Regions from separate parts of the Homo sapiens genome. Here region 2 is linked to region 1. A link is a loop called in an ENCODE intact Hi-C map of the cell type or tissue named here. Cell type or tissue: CD4-positive, alpha-beta T cell. All regions are shown on one strand. Links, peaks and the distances in the headings refer to the core of each region. The heading gives the core; the rest is flanking DNA.

What was found. A loop is a pair of places that touch in the nucleus more often than their neighbours do. Peaks named below come from ENCODE experiments on the same cell type or tissue, not always from the same donor. Only the 100,000 strongest peaks of a DNase experiment are listed, where the experiment ranks them.
Region 2: it touches region 1 in a loop (4-fold over the local background); 5 of 110 quality-filtered maps call a loop at or near these places.

Annotation. Positions count from the first base shown.
Region 1 is chr1:101,109,673-101,115,058 of GRCh38, reverse strand. No RefSeq gene overlaps it. Among named protein-coding and RNA genes, the nearest start is that of DPH5-DT, 87 kb to the right of the region's middle. In CD4-positive, alpha-beta T cell, for the core only: no CTCF peak of the experiment used is centred there; DNase peaks (open chromatin) are centred at 2,458 and 2,838; H3K27ac peaks cover 2,876 bases.
Region 2 is chr1:101,176,328-101,181,713 of GRCh38, reverse strand. It overlaps LOC101928334 (a long non-coding RNA gene), which reads right to left. Exons shown (of 4, transcript XR_426738.4): 4 at 5,159-5,386. Among named protein-coding and RNA genes, the nearest start is that of S1PR1-DT, 58 kb to the left of the region's middle. In CD4-positive, alpha-beta T cell, for the core only: no CTCF peak of the experiment used is centred there; DNase peaks (open chromatin) are centred at 2,363 and 2,733; H3K4me3 peaks cover 365 bases; H3K27ac peaks cover 1,396 bases.

The DNA of each region.
Region 1 (5,386 bases), core at 330-5,329:
TGAAAATTATAACTTGGGGTTTTGTTTGTTGAGTGTGATTAGCTAGTGGAATAACCACGCAGAGATGTGCATAAAGAATTTAGAAGTATAGTACTATGCAGCCTTTTAAAGAATTAGGTGTCTTCATATGCGTTGATTAGGAAAGATATTCATGATTTTCTTTAAAGGAAAAAATAAGTTGTAAAACAATGTTTAGTATGACCCAACTTTTGTAACAAAATATACATGTATATACATATATGTAAATACAAATATATAAATGTATGTGTGTATACATATAGGAAGAAGGAAAGATAGCTAATTTTGTACTGGATAGTTTACTGTACTCTTTATATTGTTACAACAGACATTCATTACTTTTGTGTGTTTTTTTCTTGATAACAATGGTATTTATTTTTATTTTTATTTATTTTATTTTTTTAAATTATACTTTAAGTTCCAGGGCACATGTGCACAATGTGTTGGTTGGTTACATATGTATACATGTGCCATGTTGGTGTGCTACACCCATTAACTTGTCATTTACATTAGTTATTTCTCTTAATGCTATCCCTCCCCACCCCCCACCCCACAACAGGCCCTGGTGTGTGATGTTCCCTGCCCTGTGTCCAAGTGTTCTCATTGTTCAATTCCCACCTATGAGTGAGAACATGCGGTGTTTGGTTTTCTGTTCTTGCAATAGTTTGCTCAAAATGATGGTTTCCAGCTTCATCCATGTCCCTACAAAGGACATGAACTCATCCTTTTTAGGGCTGCATAGTATTCCATGGTGTATATGTGCCACATTTTCTTAATCCAGTCCATCACTGATGGACATTTGGGTTGGTTCCAAGTCTTTGCTATTGTGAATAGTGCCACAATAAACATACGTGTGCATGTGTCTTTATAGTAGCATGATTTATAATTCTTTGGGTATATACCCAGTAATGGTATCCCTAGGTCAAATGGTATTTCTAGTTCTAGATCCTTGAGGAATCGCTACACTGTCTTCCACAATGGTTGAACTAGTTTACACTCCCACCAACAGTGCAAAAGTGTTCCTATTTCTCTACATCCTCTCCAGCACCTGTTGTTTCCTGACTTTTTATGATTGCCATTCTAACTTGTGTGAGATGATATCTCATTGTGGTTGTGATTTGCATTTCTCTGATGACCAGTGATGATGAGCATTTGTTCATGTGTCTGGTGGCTGCATAAATGTCTTCTTTTGAGAAGTGTCTGTTCATATCCTTCGCCCACTTTTTGATGGGGTTATTTGATTTTTTTTTCTTGTAAATTTGTTTAAGTTCTTTGTAGATTCTGGATATTAGCCCTTTGTCAGATGGGTAGGTTGCAAAAATTTTCTCCCATTCTGTAGGTTGGCTGTTCACTCTGATGGTAGTTTCTTTTGCTGTGCAGAAGGTCTTTAGTTTAATTAGATCCCATTTGTCAATTTTGGCTTTTGTTGCCATTGCTTTTGGTGTTTTAGTCATGAAGTCCTTGCCCATGCCTATGTCCTGAATGGTATTGCCAAGGTTTTCTTCTAGGGTTTTTATGGTTTTAGGTCTGACATTGAAGTCTTTAATCCATCTCAAATTAATTTTTGTATAAGGTGTAAGGAAGGGATGCAATTTCAGCTTTCTACATATAGCTAACCAGTTTTCCCAGCACCGTTTATTAAATAGGGAATCCTTTCCCCATTTCTTGTTTTTGTCAGGTTTGTCAAAGATCAGATAGTTGTAGATGTGTGGTGTTATTTCTGAGGCCTCTGTTCTGTTCCATTGGTCTATAGCTCTGCTTTGGTACCAGTACCATGCTGTTTTGGTTACTCTAGCCTTTTAGTATAGTTTGAAGTCAGGTAGCATGAAGCCTCCAGCTTTGTTCTTTTTGCTTAGGATTGTCTTGGCAATGTGAGCTCTTTTTTGGTTCCATATGAACTTTAAAGTAGTTTTTTTCCAATTCTGTGAAGAAAGTCATTGGTAAATACATATATGTATGAATATATGATATACATATATGTAAATACAAATATATAAATGTATGTGTGTATACATATGGGAAGAAGGAAAGACAGCTAATTTGTTACTGGATAGTTCACTGTACTCTTTGTATTGTTACAACAGACATTCATTACTTTTGTGTTTTTAAGTTCATTTTAGCATTTAAAAAAAAAAGCTGTGGAAGAAAATAAGTGAGAGAGGAAAGAAAAGGTCCAAAGACATTCAGCACAAATCTAAGAGTTAGAGTGGAAAAGAGGACTGAAAGATATTTGCGAGTTAACAACAGTAAAGAGAAGAGTGCATAGATAGTTGGTGTTGAAGACTTTAAAAAAGACTGATAAAATGATTACCTGAAAGTGGCCAATGAGGTTGGGAGATGGGCAAGCTTTGATTAAGCAGTTTGTTGAGAGCAGGGCCAGATTGCATTTGCTGAAGCATGAAATTAAAATGAGGCCACAGAAGCAGCAGTGCAGTTAGTTACCAAGGAAAGAGTTTGAGGCAAAGGGAAACAGAGCACACTTGTAATCTAAGTCTGGAGAGCTAGTGTTCTGATAAAGATTAAAAATGCAGAAGGAAAAGGGTGTAACTGTGCTGCTTCATCAGATATATTTAAATTTATTTTAAAAAGGAATCAATACTGTATGCACATTTATATTTGATTTCAAAAACAAATGTGCTTTTGCCAACAGTTACATTTGATTACAAAGAATTACATTTGGGGGCTCTTACAACTAATTTTTAATTCCCAACTTTGCCATTTTCAGACAAAAACAGGAACCGGAAAGAAGTGGCTGGGCAGGCTGTCTGTGGTGTGACGCACGCTGCTGGCCCAGACAGCTGTAGTAGATGTTGTCTTGGTTCTCATGAAATGCAGTCTTCTAACGTTGGATCAAACACCCTTGATTGTTCAAAGTGACCGAAAGTGTTAGAATAAACCACAACAACTAAATCCGTTGGCAGTAGTGTAACTCCACCCAAAGGTGGGTTCTAACATACTACAAGTGAACACTATAGTTACATGTATTGTACACCTCTTTGGTACAGAAGTTAGACTATTTTTATGCAAGTTGTTTGCACACACACACACAAGAGAAAAATGTGTCATTTTAACATATATCTGATTATGCATTTAGGGATAATGCAAGACAATGTTTAGTTGTTAAACAGTTTCCTTCCTCATTATCCATCAGAAACATATCAACAGTGGCATGTGGTTAGAAAATGTTTGTTAACATTAAATTGTGATTGTTAACATTAGCCTAAAAAGGGCAAAACTATGGGATATCCTTCCTAGGAGAGATGGCAGAGCAGGAAGGCAGAAAATACATTGTAAACCTGCACGTGACTTTAGATTATCTGTGAAACTACATTTAGATTATTTGTCATTATACATAATGCTAGCAGAAGGCTGACTATATTTAACACAAAGTTACCCTATCAAAATACCTTCCCAAAATAGATCAACCTTACTTTGCCATGTTGAATTACAAGACTATAGAAATTACAAGCTGTTGCCATAGCCCTTTTGGTATTCATGGAACTATAAGAAAATGTATCCCCAAAATAAACTGTCTAAATTTCATAATGGGCATCTTCTATGGTAGTCTTACCTTTGGTTGGAGTTTAGAGTATGTAACAGTATAAAGAAATAAGGTTGGAAAAGATAGGATAGGGCGGGTTACGGAGAGCCTCGGATGAAGTATTTAATATTCTTGGTTTGTCAGGCACTCGGTGTTACCTTTATGACTGCATTTCCCTTTGCTTTGTTACTATTGGGCCAGTGTTCAATTGACATATTTATTTTATTATCCTGTAATTATCACTCATGGAACTATCTTTCCTTCCCAGATTATAAGCAATTGGAAGAGCAGGGGAAACTTCTTTATTCTGAAATATTTTATTCTAGAGCCTAGCATAGTGATTGGTGATCAGAAAGAGCTCAATAAAGGCCAAAAGAAATAAATGAAAGGAAGAAGGCATGCATGTGTGGACTCATGTGGTATGTGTATACTAGGCTATGAAAAGCGGCATTAAAACAAAGAGATGTTTTCAGATAAAATTGTCAGGGTGGTACTCTGGACTCTCTCCCGTGACTCTTTTATTTCTCTCGTGAAATTAGGCTGATATTTATCATGGCACTGCCTTATACATCTCTCCCTACCTTTAGGCCTGACCCCTCAAAGCAGTGTGGGACATAAGAACCAACACTGAAGCATAGTCTGGGGGGTCAAAGGCTGGCTCAGAATGTAGTCACTTGAGATAAAATGGCAAGAAGAAGACGGAATAAACTGTGTGTAAGGAGGAACACTGAGGCTCACAGGTGAATGGACCAAATCCACGGTGAGGTGTTTCCGAGGCAAGTTCTAGGCTAGAAATGGGAGCAGAAGGCAGAGTTTGTAGTCTAGGTATGCAATGAGGAAATAATAATTGGGGAAAACAAGGGAGAAGAGGTTTTAGAATCTGGGATTGATAAGGGCTACTTTCCTGAAGTTCCTCCATTTTGAGTGCAGCTTGGGTAAAAGGCAGGACACAGTCAGGGTACAAAGGCACTCCCTCAGCTTGACTTCTGGAGTTTTCTACAGTCTCATCTTTGTCTACATGCTCTATTCAATGATGCATGCTTCATTCATTTATTAAACAATCATGTTTCATTGCCTATGGTGAACCAGGCACTAAATGCATGTGTTAAGGGGAGAAAACACAACTGTAAACGAGCAACAGTCCCAGCACTCAAGAAGCTTCCAGTCCAAAAGGAAAAACAGACATATAAACAAATAATGAGTATGGAAGCGATCTAGGGAAGTATGTACAGGTGCTATGGGAGCTCAGAGGAAATCTTTGCTTGAGTCTACTTGGGAAGGTGGTGGTTGATATGGGAAGGTCTTCAGGGAAAATTCAGTAAAACTGAAACTGGAAGTTTGGAGTAGAAGTTTACCAAGCAAACAAGAAGGACAGCAGTGATTGAAGCAGGTAGAAAGATTAACTAAACAGCAACATATTAAAAGCTAAGTTACATGAAAATGGAGGATATATTCAGAATTTAGGTAGCCCAGATAAAATGGGAATAAGTCGTGAGATATATGGCTGACACTGCAATTAATGGCCTACACTTGATATCCTATGGTGAGGCAGGGTGAGGGTAGAAGGCCATACAGATTTGTCCCCTTTTGTGAAGCCTAGCAGGCATCTTTCACCAGTGGGTCCTTTTCACCTGCACCTTTGTGCATCAGCACCTAACTCTTTTGCAAGATAGGTGATCCTACATTATATGAGCAGACCACCAGATGGTTACAAGTTTCTGATACCCAGGATGGCCCGGGAAAGAGAACAGAAGCCCCATATTCCTGATGTAGCTTCCCCCATCTCCAGCCAATCAGCACCAAAAGCCCAAGAAGCTATTAGCTACA
Region 2 (5,386 bases), core at 263-5,262, 67 kb before region 1:
CTTCCTTGTAACAATAACTCCATGAGGTATGGATCACTTCTGTAATATTCACTCTGTATCTTCAATGCCTACCACAGTGCGGACAGATATAGGTACTCTATTAATACTAACTGAATAAATGAACAAATCTGAGGATTAAGGAGCACTGCAAAGAGCAAAGACCCTTCCCAACACATCTAATTTGGCATATTCTAAGATTTTGTGGCAGTATGATGTTGAGGAAAGGACTTCAGGCCCCATCATCAGTCAGTGCCCAGTTAGTCAATCCCAGCTCAATCACATTTCAGCTGTGTGAGCATGGATACATTAATTAAACTCTCTAAGTTCTAATATTTAAAGTCAATAATGACAATGGCAATGTTAGTAGTAGTAAGAGTATCTTTCCTATAGGCTGTCCGGAGGGTTCAATGAAATAGTCTATATAAAGGATTTATCATAGAGCCTGGAATATAGTGAGGCATCAGTAAGTTACTAGATATAGATCCTATTAATATTTGACCTTTTGCTGGTATTTAAGTTCTTTAAATTTAAGGTAAATTTAAGTACTAAAATTTAAGGTATTTAAGTTCTTAAAATACCTTTAAAAAGAGAAGAATGTTAGAAAAAGACTTTTTTATATTTGCTCTTAAAAATGCATCAAAATAGTAATCTTAGAAAAAATTAGAAACTTGTTGGATTTCCCTACACTTACTTTACAGTTTAGAATTTATTTTTATTTTGCATTATATATGGGAGATGGAAGACAGTGTTATCTTCTCTTTACTTATGATCTTCTAAATTTTTTATTTATTTGTTTGTGTAGATATGTATGTATGTATGTGTGTATTTATTTATTTATTTTGAGACAGAGTCGTGCCCTGTCACCCAGGCTGGAGAGCAGTGGTGGGATCTCGGCTCACTGCAACCTCCACCTACAAGGCTTAAGTGATTCTTGCACCTCAGTCTCCTGAGTGGCAGGATTACAGGCACATACCACAAGGCCTGGCTAATTTTTTGTAGTTTTAGTAGAGACAGGGCATCACCATATTGGCCAGGCTGGTTTCGAACTCCTTGCCTCAAGAGATTCACCCACCTTGGCCTCCCAAAGTGTTGGGATTACAGGCGTGAGCCACCGCACCCAGCCTGATCTTCTAATGATTTCTTTATATACTTATTTATTTTATTTGTTATATATTTTTTTGAGACAGGGTCTCGCTCTGTCACTGAGGCTGGAGGGCAGTGATGTGATCATGGCTCACTGCAGTCTCGACCTTCTGGGTTCAAGCAATCCTCCTGCCCTAGCCTCCCAAGTAGCAGGACAACAGGTGTGAACCACTACGCCTGGCTAGTTTTTTAATTTTTTTGTAGAGGCAGGGTCTCACTTTGTTGCCCAGGCTAGTTTCAAACTCCTGGGCTCAAGTGATCCTCCCAAAGTGCTGGGATTACAGGTGTGAGCCACTGCACTTGGCTTTCTAATGTTTTAAATAAGGTCTGCTTCTGAACTCTCCACTCATACCACCTAGAAGTGTACAACTTGGCAATACTGATCTACGTGTAACTTACAAATAGTGGGGTGATGCTTTCGCCTATGTATGAAATGCCTTTTCCTACATTAGGAAATTTCTACTTCAGTATGAACTGGCTAATTGGCTCAAAAGTCACCTCCTGAACAAAACCTTCTCTTACTTCTTCCATGCTACTCCTGAATTCCCATTTTTACTATGACACCATTTACATGCCCAGGCTGTTGTTCTAACCCCGTTGCATTATATTTCCCCATTAGACTGTAAGCTTCTTGAGCAGTTTTTCACCTTTTGTATCTTGCACATTTGGCCACTCGATAAATGTTTGTTGAGTTGATTTGAATTAGAAGAAAATCACCAGATCTCTTCAGAAAGACACAAATAATGACTGGTTTAGGTAATCTAATGGTCTCAAAGAACACAGTACAAAATTGAATAAGTTGGAAGCCAAATATTTATTATTTGCTACTCTTTCATTTTTAATTGAAATATAACACTCACACAGAAAAGTGCCCCAAATTAGTGTATTACTCAATGAATCATCCCAAAATGCATAATTGATCATTAACAAAGTCAAGAAATAGAACATTGTCAGAAGCTCCTCCCATGTACATTTAAGCATCAATTTTTGTAGAGTATTTTCCTTTACACCAGAGACCTTATCTGAGCCTTTCAAAGTTATTCATTTCAAAGTATTCATTTCAAAGAAATGAATACTTGTCCACCCGGCTTTCATTATGGTCTATCGTGGTAGTTGATTGCCAGCCACTGTCACTGACGTGTATTTTCAAATCTTGTCATCTTTGTGAAGAAATATAGACATTTGGCACTCCACTTCTATGTCTTTATGACTCTTGTTTCCACGGGGCCCTACTTCTTCCTTTGTCTCCTTTTATTGTGTGTTCTTTAACCCCACACTCTTCCTCAATGAAACACTTTACCCACTTCCTGTCAACCATCTGACCTCGCTTCTCCTTATAACTCCTCCACTATTGAAAGCTTTTGAAAAACTCCAAAAGGAATTGAATTTTTGATGAGGACTTAAAATAAGATACAAATGTGATTTCTTCATTTGTTCAGACTGCAAAAGTTAAGGGAAATTAAAATATGAAGACGGGTCTATAACAGAGTAGAAAAGATGACAAATTTAGAGAAAATGATTTACTTTTCTGCGTGACAGGCAGAAGAATATAAAGAAACTGAAACCACTGGCAACCTCAAAAGGGTTAATTTTAAGAGTTGTACTCAGGAGACTTATGTCACAGTGATGGAAACAATGCTGCTACAGAAAGCTTCAAAGGTGCAAGTAACTGAAAATGCTATTTATTAGTCAGTTTAGAAGGAAGAAAATTAATAATCACAAGAACTGACTACTTCTCTGGAAATGTCTCATTTCTTTCTATGTCACTGTAAGTTAGCTTTCTCTTTTTTATTATTCTTAACGGTTCTTTCCATTTCTTGTCAGTGTCATGTCATTTGAAGAACTGATATTTGCTGAGATTTGTGAGTATAAGCCATTGCATGCAGGGAGTAAAAGTCTTCTCTTAAATCTTAATGAGGGCTGGGCACAGTGATTCATACATATAATACCAGCACTTTGGAGGCCAAGTGCTCCCAAAGCACTTGGCAGGAGGATCACTAGAGTCCAGGAGTTTGAGGCCGGCCTGGGCAACATAGGGAGAGCCTGTCTGTACCAAAATAATAAAAAACATTAGCTGGGTGTGGTGATGCACCTGTGGTCCTAGCTACTCAGGAGGCTGAGGAGCTACTCAGGAGGCTGAGACAGGTGATGCACCTGTGGTCCTAGCTACTCAGGGAGGATCACTTGACCCCAAGAGGTCAAGGCTGCAGTGAGCCTTGAAAAGATTAGGATCTTTCCATGGCACTCCAGCCTAGGGGAACAGAGTGAGGCCATCTAAAAAAAAAAAAATCCAAAAAAAAAAACCTTAGGCCAGGAGTGGTGGCTCACGCCTGTAATCCCAGCACTTTGGGAGGCCGAGGCAGGAGGATCACGAGGTCAGGAGATCGAGGCCATCCTGGCCAACGTGGTGAAACCCCATCTGTACTAAAACTACAAAAAATTAGCTGGGCATGGTGGCACATGCCTGTAGTCCCAGCCACTCGGGAGGCTGAAGCAGGAGAATCACTTGAACCCGAGAAGCGGAGGTTGCAGTGAGCTGAGATCGCACCACTGCATTCCAGCCTGGCGACAGAGGGAGACTCCGTCACAAACAAACAAACAAATCTTAATGAGATGCCTCTAATTATATTTTGAACTTAAAAAAATGTCCTGGTATATACGCTTCAGCTATTATATATAATGGCAATGCCCAACCTTTTTGGCACCAGGGACTGGTTTTGTAGAAGACAATTTTTCCACAGAGTGGGTTGGGGGAATGGTTTCAGGATGAAACCGTTCCACCTCAGATGATCAGGCATTAGATTCTCATAAGGAGAGCACAAACTAGATCTCTCGCATGCGCAGTTCACAATAGAGTTCCTGCTGCTATGAAAATCTAATGTCGCCCCTGATCTGACAGGAGGCAGAGCTCAGGCAATAATGCTGTCTCTCCCACCACTCACCTCCCACTGTGCTGCATGGTTCCTAACAGGCACTGACTGGTACCCATCTGTGGCCTGGGGGTTGGAGACCCCTGCTCGAGACTGTATTAATAAAAAGCCATTAAAAACCACATGACAAAAAGAGGAGATCTTTTCAGAAAGATTAAATTTTCCCATTTCTGTTTTAATATTTAGGGGAAAGATTTAAATCAGAAAGATCTTATGCACAAATAACCAGTAATGTTATTAAGACTAAGCTACATCATAAAAAAGTCCATAATACTATGCAGCCATAAAAAGCAACAAGATCATGTTGTTTGCAGGGACATGGATGGAGCTGGAAGCTGTTATTCTCAGCAAACTAATGCAGGAACAGAAAACCAAACATCGCATGTTCTCACTTATAAGTGGGAGCTGAAGGATGGGAACACATGGATATATGGTGCGGGGGAACAATACACGCAGGGGCCTGTGTTGGGGTAAAGGTTGGGGGAGAGCATCAGGGAAGAATAGCTAATGGGTGACAGACTTAATACCTAGGGGATGGGTTGATCTGTGCAGCCAACAAACATGACACACATTTACCTATGTAACAAACCTGCATATCCTGCATATGTACCCTGGGACATAAAATAAAAGTTGATGGAAAAAAAAATAAAAGAAATTCTATAATGTTTCTATGGTGTATGGTTAAGGAAGGCAAGTAAGACTCAAATTACAAGAATTAAATGGAAAGAATACAACATAAACACCCTTTTATCAAGTGAGCATCTACATATTATTTGTCTAGAACTATGGTATGAGCTTTAAGGCTGGACGTGGTGGCTCACGCCTGTAATCCCAGCACTTTGGGAGGCCAAGGCAGGCAGATCACCTGAGGTCAGGAGTTCAGGACCAGCCTGGCCAACATGGTGAAAACCCATCTCTACCAAAATACAAAAATTAGCCGGGTGTGGTGTCACATGCCTGTCGTCCCTGCTACTCAGGAGGCAGAGGCAGGAGAATCACTTGAACCCAGGAGGTGGAGGCTGCAGTAAGCCAAGAACGTGCCACTGCACTCCAGCCTGGGTGACAGAGCAAGACTCTCTCCCCCCCAAAAAAAAAAAAAAAAAAGAACTATGGTACTTTAGGAATACAAAAGAACCGTAATAAATGTTTCCTGTCCTGAGAAACAAACACTGATGTAAAAGATGTGTCTTCCCAAGTAACTATAGATAATAAAATCTTTAATTACATAGTACAGGCAATAAATGCAAGTCTGGAACACTATATATGTTAAATAGTCAGGTTATTTATTTTTGAAAATAATTTTGAAAATTGAA